Linked DNA regions of Homo sapiens: region 1 is linked to region 2. A link is a loop called in an ENCODE intact Hi-C map of the cell type or tissue named here. Cell type or tissue: Calu3. All regions are shown on one strand. Links, peaks and the distances in the headings refer to the core of each region. The heading gives the core; the rest is flanking DNA. Region 1 overlaps KLHL32 (kelch like family member 32). Region 2 overlaps UFL1-AS1 (UFL1 antisense RNA 1).

Region 1 (5,388 bases), core at 254-5,253, 670 kb before region 2:
TAAATAGCTGTTAAATGATCATATATTCAACACACATAAAATGTTTTGCATAAAGTTATTTATGACAGAATTCTCACAGATGGAACATGAAACACAAGATCTATCTAGCTATGAGAAATTTCTACCAATCTAGTTTTAGTTTCAAAACCACTGCACTAAGGACTTTTTATCCACAAGGTGGCAGCCATTTAAAGGAAAAGAATTTTCTAAATTGACTCATGCACTGCACATCTATATCTGACATCTGAAGTTTATTTTTAAGAAAGAAAAACATAGTTCAGGTAAGGATAATAAAACACATGAATTCCAGTTTCTAAATGTTGTGATCATATTGGGAAATGTTCATAAATATGCCTGTTGAAGTGCTCCATCTGAGCAATACTGGCTAGAATTCAGTAGTTCTCTATGAATCAGAGAATTCAAACTTTTGAGGCTTGTATTTGGAAAACCTCACCATGTAGCCCCAACCTGCTGTTAAAAACTTTTCTCCAGTTTTATGACCTTCTGGTCCCTTTGCTAAAGCCAGTAATCTACTAGTCTCCACACTCAGGCAATACCTTGTTCTCCATCTTCAATGTCCTCCTCATTCCTTTAATTTCCATATGTCAAAATCCTACTCATTTCAAGATCCAACTCTAAATCCACTCCTTATACAAAGCTTGGCAAGATCTCTCCCCACCCCTACCTCATCCTGGGTCTCCACAGACATCTGGTGAACTAATAAGCCCATGTGTTCTAGGTCACGCTGTCTGCTTTCAAATCCTGGCTCCTACACTTGCTGACAGAATCAACTTGGGAGAACAGCTCAACTCCAGGTGCCTCAGTGTTCTTATTTGTACAGTGAAAATAATGATGTCTACCTCAAAAACTGTTTTAAGGACCAAAAGAATGCTTGTGTATCATTACAATTGTGTGTGTCTATATGTAACAAAGCAGCTTAAACAAATATAAGGGTTACTTTTCCAATAACATTTGGATTAGGCCACTTAGAGTGGCAACCAGCCTCCTTGTATTTTCCTGCTTGGCAAATCTCAGGCTGTGGTTTCATGGTCTCAAATTGGCTGCCATACCACCAGGCATTATGTCTACATTCAAAGCAGAAAGAAAGGAGAGGTCAAAGAACAAAAAACATTTGCCAGCTGAGTCTGGCATTGTTTATCAGAAAAACAATAGATTTCTTACAAACACTGTTACAGAGACTTCCATTTACATCTCATTGGCTGGGTGGCTACACATAGCTGTAAAAGAGCCTGGGAAATTAAATTTTTATGGCTAGATGCACCATAGTCCCAAATCAAATTAGAGTTCTATATAAAGAAAAAAGAGGAAATGAATATTGGTAGGCAATCAGGGCATTAGCCATGGGACTTAGCACATATATATATGAGGAAAACTACAAAACTCTGATGAGAGAAATCAAAGAAAAACTAAATAAATGGAAAGATGGCCCATGTCTGTGGATAAAAAGGACTCCATATTGTCAAGATGTCAGTTCTTCCCAACTCAATTTATAGATTCAATGTAATCTTATTCAAAATCCCACAGTTATTTTTTGTGTATTAACAAACAGATTCTAAAGCTTATATGAAGAAGCAAAAGACCCAAAATAGCCAACACGATGTTGAAGGAGAACAAAGTTGGAGGACTGACAATACCCGCTTCAAGACTAAAAAAAACTACAGTTATCAAGACAGTGTGACATTGGCAAAAGAAGAGAGAAACAGATCAATGGAACAGAACAGAGAGCTCAGAAACAGACTCACATAAATATGGTCAATGAAAGAGCATAGATAATATTATAGATAATATAATAATAATGGATAAAAGATAGTCTTTTCAAGAATGGGGCTAGATTAATTGGACACTCACATACAAAAATTGAACCTGGACACAGCTCTCAAATCCTTCACAAAAATAAACTCAAAACGGATTACAGATGTAGATGTAAAATGCAAAACTAGAAAACTCTTACAAGGTAACATAGGAGAAGATCTAGATAACTTTGGGTATGACAATGACTCTTTAGATACAGCACCAAAAACATGGTCCATGAAAGACATAATTGACAACTTGGACTTTTTTAAAATTAAAAACTTCTGCTCCACAAAATACACTATTAGGAAATTGAGAAGACAAGCCATAGGCTAAGAGAAAATATTTGCAACAGATACATCTGCTAAAGGAATGTTATCCAAAATATCAAAAAACAAGATCTTAACACTCAACAATGAAAAAAATGAACCATCTGATTTTTTGAAATGGGGGCGGGAGGGGGGTGTAAAAGATCTGAGCGGATACCTCACCAAAGAAGACAGGTGGCAAATAAGCATATAAAAAGATACTCGGCCGGGCGCGGTGGCTCACGCCTGTAATCCCAGCACTTTGGGAGGCCGAGACGGGCGGATCACGAGGTCAGGAGATCGAGACCATCCTGGCTAACACAGTGAAACCCCGTCTCTACTAAAAATACAAAAATTAGCCGGGCATGGTGGCGCGTGCCTGTAGTCCCAGCTACACAGGAGGCTGAGGCAGGAGAATGGCGTGAACCCGGGAGGCGGAGCTTGCAGTGAGTCGAGATCGCGCCACTGCACTCCAGCCTGGGCGACAGAGCGAAACTCCGTCTCAAAAAAAAAAAAAAAAAAAAAAAAAAAAAGATACTCACATAGGAAAACTGCATTTTTTGTACATATTTTGTTAGATTTACGCCTGTTTAATTTTTGGGGTATTAATTTCTAAAAATAGTTTTAACTTTTTAAAACAGTCCCCCAAACCCAAAAGATGAATAATATGTTGTGATACATGAAAATTATATGAAATTCAAATTTAAGTATAAATAGAGTTTTATTATAACATAGCTATGCTTATTCATTTACATATTTGTCTCTGGCAGTTTTCATGCTACAACAGCTAAGTTGAGTAGTTGCGAAATAAACTTTATTTACTTTTTAAAATAGAGACAGGGTCTTGCTATGTTGCCCAGCCTGGTGTCGAGCTCCGGGGCTCAAACGATCTTTCTGCTTTGGCCTCCCAAAGTGCTGAGACTATGGTCGTGACCCACTGCACCCAGCTGTGACAGAAACTTTATATGGCCTGAATTATTTACTGAATTATTTTTGGCTCCTCACAAAAAAAGTTTGCTGATCCTTGGTCTAGAGTATAGGTAGGGGCTGGGAGTCAATAGCATAAGATAATAGCAAGTTATTTGTCAATACCAAATAACTTGGGTCTGGATGACATCACCAAGGAAGCTAGTTGGATTAAACAGGAGGGTTCTGAAGCAGGAAGGATTTGAAGCCTACAGAGTGGGGAGGAGCAAGCAAAGCCACCTGGAAAGGAGTGACGGGAAGGCTGGTGGTGGCACAGAATAAAAGCCCACAGTGAGCAGTGTTACAAAGGCCAAGAGAGAATAGGCAGGCTGGTGGGCCGGGCCTGGTGGCTCACGTTTGTAATCCCAGCACTTTGGGAGGCCAAGGCGGGAGGATCACGAGGTCAGGAGATCAAGACCATCCTGGCTAACATGGTGAAACCCCGACTCTACTAAAAATACAAAAAATTAGCCGGGCGTGGTGGCGGGCGCCTGTAGTCCCAGCTACTAGGGAGGCTGAGGCAGGAGAATGGCGTGAACCCGGGAAGCGGAGCTTCCAGTGAGCCGAGATCGTGCCACTGCACTCCAGCCTGGGTGACAGAGCGAGACTTCATCTCAAAAAAAAAAAAAAAAAGAAAAAAAAAGAAAAAAAAAGAAAAGGGAGGCTGGCTATGCTGCACGAAGCTGTGAGGTCACATATGACAGTATTTAATTAGATTTGGCAATATTTGTGACTGCCAAGAACAGTTTTAGTGGAATGATGAAGATAAAAGCCTCCAGACTTGGAGTGGAAAAGTGAGTGATAAATGAGTGAAAGTGAGGAAAAATAACTTTATGTAACACTTTTCATAAGCTCTGCTGTGAGAAGAGTCAGAGAAATAAGTGGTAGCTCAAGAGGAATATAGAAATAAGAAGGGGTTTTTTTTTTTTTTTTTTTTTTTTTTAGACAGGTTCTCAGTCTGTTACCTCGGCTGGGGTGCAGGGGCACGATATCGGCCCACTGCAACCTCCACCTCCCAGGTTCAAGCAATTCTTTCACGTCAACCTCTCAACTAGCTGGGAGTACAGGCACATGTCACCACACCTGGTTAATTTTTGTATTTTTAGTAGAGACAGAGTTTCACCATGTTGGCCAGGATGGTCTTGAATTCCTGGCCTCAAGTAACCCACCTGCGTTGGCCTCCCAAAGTGCTGGGATTACAGGCATGAGCCACCACACCTGGCAAGAAAAGGATTCTTAAAGGTGAGCAATAGAATGCAGTAGAGGAGAAACTGATGGCAGAAGAGACAGCAGCAGGATAACAGGAGTGATATTGGACAGAGTCGGAGGGAGTGGATCTGGACCCTACGTGGGGGAGATTAGTCTCTGACAGTTCAGGGATACCCCTCCCACTGTAAAAGAGGGATATACCCAGAATAAGTTCAGAAACAGGGAGGGTTGAGAATTTGATGGTAAGATGATGAAGATCTTCCTTTCTGTTTCTATTTTCTCAATGGACGGTGACTTTTCCTTATGATATGTGTACTGGAGGTAGGTTAGTGAGGGGAATGTCTCTAAAAAGAGAAGAGAGAGGGTGAGAAACTCATCAAGAAGAGGAGGAAAGCAAATTTACTAGGGAAACAGATTAACATTGCCTGGCATTGGGTATCTGTCTGAGATTTGGGGTCATGGATTTGAAGTGAAAACAGTGACTTTCTCCAGTGCCAACCAGCAGAATTGATTCTTACAGTTGGATTCAACAAATAATTCTCCAAAGATGCCACAAGCTGGAATCAATTTTTATCCTCTCTTATATTTTTTTTAGACAGGATCTCACTCTGTTGCCCAGGCTGGGGCGCAGTGGCACGATATCAGCCCAATGCATCCTCTGCCTCCCGGGTTCAAGCAATTCTTCCACCTCAACCTCCCGAATAGCCGGGAGTACAGGCTGTATTCTTTGGGCTGTGCCAAGTTGTTCCTACTTTGACAGATACATGATACATAGAGATGAATGGCTATCATTAGTTTTTAAGGTGCTATATCTGTCTATTCAATTACTATAGAATAAATGCCTATTATTTTCTTCCTGCAAAGTATAATGCAAATTACTGTCTTATTTTTCAGGCAGTCCTTGACAAAGAACTACAACTCAATTATCCATTCTCCTACCTGAATTAGTGCAACTTTTGAAGCATCAAACATACTCAGGTATTTTTCTATGTTATATATGCAAATAATTCAGATCCCTGCTAATCCATTTCTTAAAAATGCAATGGTGTGTTGATCTGGCATTTCCAATCACAGTTTGACCTACTGTGAGAAA
Region 2 (5,388 bases), core at 247-5,246:
AATGAAAAGATAATGTATCTCTCAGTCTCTTAACTAGGTAGCAATAGCACCAACTTTTTAATCAACTTGAAGCAGTAATCCAGGCGAGTACATCTGAGAATGGTCTAGAGTTTATTCTATTCTTAGGCACAGAATGATTAAATTTACATATGATTGCAAATGGTATGTGGTGGTATATGACTAAAGATATATTCAAATCCTTTTATACAAATTACCAATTTTCATTAGTAACATTACAGGTAGAAAAATTTTATTTCTTTCATAGGATGATATAATATTACACACATACTAAAAATTCCATCAGAGGCTGGGCGCGGTGACTCACGCCTGTAATCCCAGCACTTTGGGAGGCTGAGGGGGGTGGATCACCTGAGATCAGGAGTTTGAGACCAGCCTGGCCAACATGGCGAAACCCTGTCTCTACTAAAAATACAAAAAATTAGCCGGGTGTGGTGGCACGTGCCTGTAATCCCAGCTACTTGGGAGGCTGAGGCAAGAGAATCGCTTGAACCCGGGAGGCGGAGGTTGCAGTGAGCTGAGATCGCACCACTGCTCTCCAGCCTGGGTAACAGAGCGAGACTCTGTCTCAAAAAAAAAAAAAAAAAACCATCAGAAAATAATACTACACATTAAGAAAATATGTATATGGTTTTAAGGCAAAAATGACTCTGTTTTTTTTTAATCAACTCTCTGTGTACTATAGCTAATATAGCCAAAACATTACCCTCTTCCTCTAGTTACCAAAACGTAACTTGGCTGTGGGCTAACGGTAAGAGCTAACATTTGCTTTACTACTTGTATTTCCACATAATTTAGAATATTTTTTATTAACATTAATCACTTCTTTAACTTTTTTAGCACATTAAATATTAAGATGTAGCATTAGAATGGAAGGCTGCTTGAGCACAGGAATAGAGAGAGACACGGGTGTTGGGAAAAGCCACTAGGCACACATAACATTAAATGCTGCTCATTTTTTCTGCAGCGCTGTAGCTAGTCTCCTAAAGTCCATCTCCCAGAAAATAAGACAACTTTAAAACTTTTCAACCAGTATTAACTTAGAAGCTGATGTGCACATACTGATGCTGTTTCACACAGAATTGACCCAGATGTGGAATCAAGATCACAGCCTTGGTGGAGGAAGGGGGGCAGAAATCAGTGCTTTCAGAAAGCTCCCTAGGTAATTCTAATGTGTAGACCAGATTAAGAACCTGTGGGCTAACCCATAGCCTCAGGGGCTCACCTTCTATCTTAAATTTCTTTTCCCTAAAGGAGTTATGGTGCCAGGCTTTTAACGTAAAAGAAAATAAATTATCTTCCAGTATAATTTTGTAAATGAAGACTTCCCAAAAAATCCCATTCAATAATAGCTTATTGTGGAAACACTGGACAATTGTATAGTTACTAACAATAATAGAAGACTCCCTTGGAGAAGTCATGTGGAGAATGAAAAACATATTTACTCTTCAACTTTGGAGGTGGAGTAGGGCGATGGATAAAATATGTGTGTGTATATTTGTATATGTATATCCATTATTCATATTTCAGTAAAATACAACAGAATAAAAGAATGAGGTCAACAAAGTCCTATAGAAAGGAGTAAAAATAATTGTACTTACTGGTAGTGAATAAAACTGAAATAAATTTATATAATTTGTATAACCTGAAAAGTTTGAACATGACACATTTTTTGTTTTATATTTAGAATCTTATCTGAAGGAAAGTTCCAAAAGAACACTAAATATGTTAGATCTATGTCACCCAAATTAGAACTCAAAATTAATGCTGTGCTGAGTGACAGTGCAAGGACCGGAATCTGCCACTGTAAATGCTGACTTCAGTGCTTTGTTTCTGACTACTATGCAGCTATCTGCCCAATTTCCATGCACATTTTACTGTTTGACCTTGAAAGAGCCAGACTAATTGGGAATTACTCATTAAGGATCCATTTAAAAACTGTGTATTTTCTAGCAAAGGCTAAAATTTACACAAAGATGTATATTGCAATACTTTGCATTTTAGGAGTGGGCTGTACAAATTCTTTTGGACAACCCTCACCATTTTTTATACGAAATCCCTTCTAGGTACTGTTTACATTTCCACTAAAATAGCCAGGTAAAATTTCCAGAATAACTTCAATCCCCAGATACTTATGTAAAAACAGACTATTTTCATAGTCATTCCTTTTCAAATTCTCTTTTCCTCATGAAAACACTTTATTAGTCCTTGTATTATCAGAAAGCAAACCTAATTTAAAAATAATGGGGAGATGTAAGCAATGTCCCTAGTCTTCAGAATTTATCAATATGGAGCAAAAGATTTAAAGTGATTTCTTTTCCCCTCTATACAACGTCAGAATACCAAGCCTGCAGCCTGTTATTTTCAGGGTGGCACCCAGAGCAGGGGGAGGGGAGGAAAAAGCATCCTTAATTCCTGAGGCATTAGAAACCTCCCACCCTGCTTGGAGTGCCTTTCCAAAGTGAAGCTAGAGGAGGGTTTCTCAAGCCTCTGTTTCTCATGGGGAGCTTTGGCCTTTGCAAGGTAACTCTTTCTCTCTGATTTCCCTTTAACGAAGCAGGTGAAAGGCCGTTTGGCACCAGACGGTTCCTTTTACTCCAGCTGCCTGTGAAGAGCGCGGTTGCCAGGCAACCAAGTCTCCCGCTTGGTGCCTGTCTCACGCTAGGAAATTTGGAGGGTTTTGAGGCTGTTGTCTGTTGCAGACAACTTACACTGAAATGCCTTGAGGTTTTTAGAACTATTTTTTTGTATTGCTTACAGTAAAACTACGTTATCTTTCCCAATTTTCTCTCTTTTGGGGAAGAGAGACTATTTAGAGGGTATATGGCTATATTTCCACAGGAAAATATCCAGACCTTGACTTCAAAATCAGAAGTAATTTACATTTTAAAAGAAGAACAAATGAGCATCACAGCTGCATTTCATATGTTTCTTCCTGTCAGCTTAATTTCTTTCATTTTCTTTACCCCTTCTTTCGCTTTAAAAACTTTTTTATTTGCTTTCCTTATTTTCTTTATTCTACCCCACTTCCATGTTTCTTCTGTCTTTCTCTGTCTCCCTGTTACCAGTGATGTTAACTGCTATTCATGCATTCATTTTCAATCACTTGCTCATCCATTAGGACAATGAATTCGAAATGAATCAAGCTTCACTTTCCAACCTCACTAGCTGATGTATTTTTATTCTTACTTCTGAATTCTTTTTATTTTTGTTTTATCTTGTGGCTAGGTAGGATTACGGGGAAATAAGTGACAAAATATTCCCAATTATTTGGATTTCTCTTGTTCCTGACAGAAAACCCATTGCTTTCTGAGACTTTCAGTATGTTCATTCTTTTCATATTGTGGTCCTCTTGGCACATTCCATTAGCTTTGAAGCCATAGGTTCTTTAAGCTATTTTGGCCCCACATCAATGTAGGACATTGTCTTACATAATGTTATGAAGATATTTCATTGATATTTCATTCAATTTCAAAAGACACAAAAAAGGATACACTTCCTTTTGTTCTTTATTTCTGAGTCTGGCAATGATTCATAAAATAAATGAGAGCAAATTGGTCTGGTTATGCTTTTATTACCAGTGATGGACTGTGGAGCTGCAAGGGGAAACCACCTGGTAGTGATCAAAGAAGATAGGTTGAAATTCTCCTGGAAAGATGTACATGTAAGACAACAATGCATGACACCCTCTGGTGGACTCTTCTCCTCCCTCTAAAAAACTCGCTGATACTGATTCATCACTGCGAGGTAACAAGTAGTACACAGATCTATCTTCTCACAAAGGATTTGTTATAATATGGAAGCAGAACAATTTGACATCATTATCCGAAAATCCACTGTGGAAGATGAATTCATGTGTCAAAACTGCTAAAATGGATAATGGGCATAATTGTTAATATACTAACTGTTGTGATTTTTTAGTGAGTAAATATGTAACCATTCACACATCTTTCTGTAATTTATAAGTAAAAATCTCTCCCTTTGTGACTCAGTATTGTGATCTTCCATGCTCACTATGAAAAACATAATAGAAATATGATATGATAAAATCAGAGTGCTATACTATAGTGACAAGAAAACAGGAGGTATGGATTTTAATGTGAGTTCAACCCCTAGCTAGCTCTTTTACTTTGGGCATTCCCTTAGTCTTGGTCTCAATGCCCTCTTCTGTAAAGTTGTGAGGTTTGAGTTATTCTCTGAGATACATTCTGCTGTTAAAATTCTATTATTGAATTTGAAAACCACTAAACCTTTCAGTGAGGGAAATTTGGAAAAAGAATGGTATATTTTTTTTAGCTGATAAAGTTTTTAAGTGAAAAAAGTGTTTAAACTTCTTTGTATTTGTTAATTGAGCTATTTTTTTATTTAGACATATGAGTTCAAAATTTATAGCTGTTTTTGACACTATAGTCAGTAGGTAAAAAGCAGTTTCTGGAGGCTGCCTATGCTTGAATCTAGTTTCATCATTTACTAGTTGTAAAACATGGGAAAGTTTTTAAAATGTCTTTGTGCTCAGTTTACTCCTCTGTCAATGGGGTATAATTACAGCACCCTTCTTGAAGAGATATTATGAGGAGTAAGCAAGATGATTTGCATAACTCCTTAGCAAATGATTAAAGCATTAACATATTCTTGACACACATGAGCTTTTACAATTACTCTGGTGTCACCAGCTATCCCAGGCTATTATCATTCCATACTTTATTACTGTAATTATAGCCACCTAGTTTAAAAGTCTCTTCCTTTCAAATCTATCCTATACATTTCTTCCAGCAAAGACTGCCCCAAACACAATTGTCTTCATTGCCTTCTGATAAAAACTGTTAACAACAGACTTCAGTTATTTCCATACCCAGGAGAACTGAGTATATATTGTCCTGGCATTTAAGACTCTCATTAATATTGGTTCAATTTGTCTTTCCAGCTTCATTCCATTACCTCCTCTTATATACACGCTCTAGCTGAATGGAACTATCCAAGTATCACTGAGAACTCGCACTCTGCTTTTCTGTGTTAAGCTCTTAAGGGAAGAGACAGTGATAAGTCTTTATACCCCAGTATAAAGTCCAGGACCTGGCACACAGTAAGCATTCAATATTTTTGAAGTGAACAGTCTTTGCTTGCACTGTTTTCCTCTCAGAAGTCCTCTCTTCTTATCTTTACCTACATAACACCTATCCTTCAAGGTCCCAGCTAAATATCATGAATTACCACCATTCATAGGCTACCTACTTCCTTCATAGTATTGTCATGTATTTACCTTCTAGAATTTACATTCCACTGTGATTATAATTATTTTTGTTATCTTATGCCCTCATTTTTGACTGGTGTTGAGAGCAGTGTACTATGTCTTAATCAATTTTATTTCCT

Evidence for each region. A loop is a pair of places that touch in the nucleus more often than their neighbours do. Peaks named below come from ENCODE experiments on the same cell type or tissue, not always from the same donor. Only the 100,000 strongest peaks of a DNase experiment are listed, where the experiment ranks them.
Region 1: a loop joins it to region 2, with 9 times the contacts of the local background. A loop is called at or near these places in 9 of 110 quality-filtered maps.

What each region holds. Positions count from the first base shown.
Region 1 is chr6:97,054,438-97,059,825 of GRCh38, reverse strand. All of the region lies in intron 4 of KLHL32 (kelch like family member 32), which reads right to left. Among named protein-coding and RNA genes, the nearest start is that of KLHL32, 130 kb to the right of the region's middle. In Calu3, for the core only: no CTCF peak of the experiment used is centred there; no DNase peak of the experiment used is centred there.
Region 2 is chr6:96,389,189-96,394,576 of GRCh38, reverse strand. All of the region lies in intron 1 of UFL1-AS1 (UFL1 antisense RNA 1), which reads left to right. Among named protein-coding and RNA genes, the nearest start is that of UFL1-AS1, 130 kb to the left of the region's middle. In Calu3, for the core only: no CTCF peak of the experiment used is centred there; a DNase peak (open chromatin) is centred at 2,616.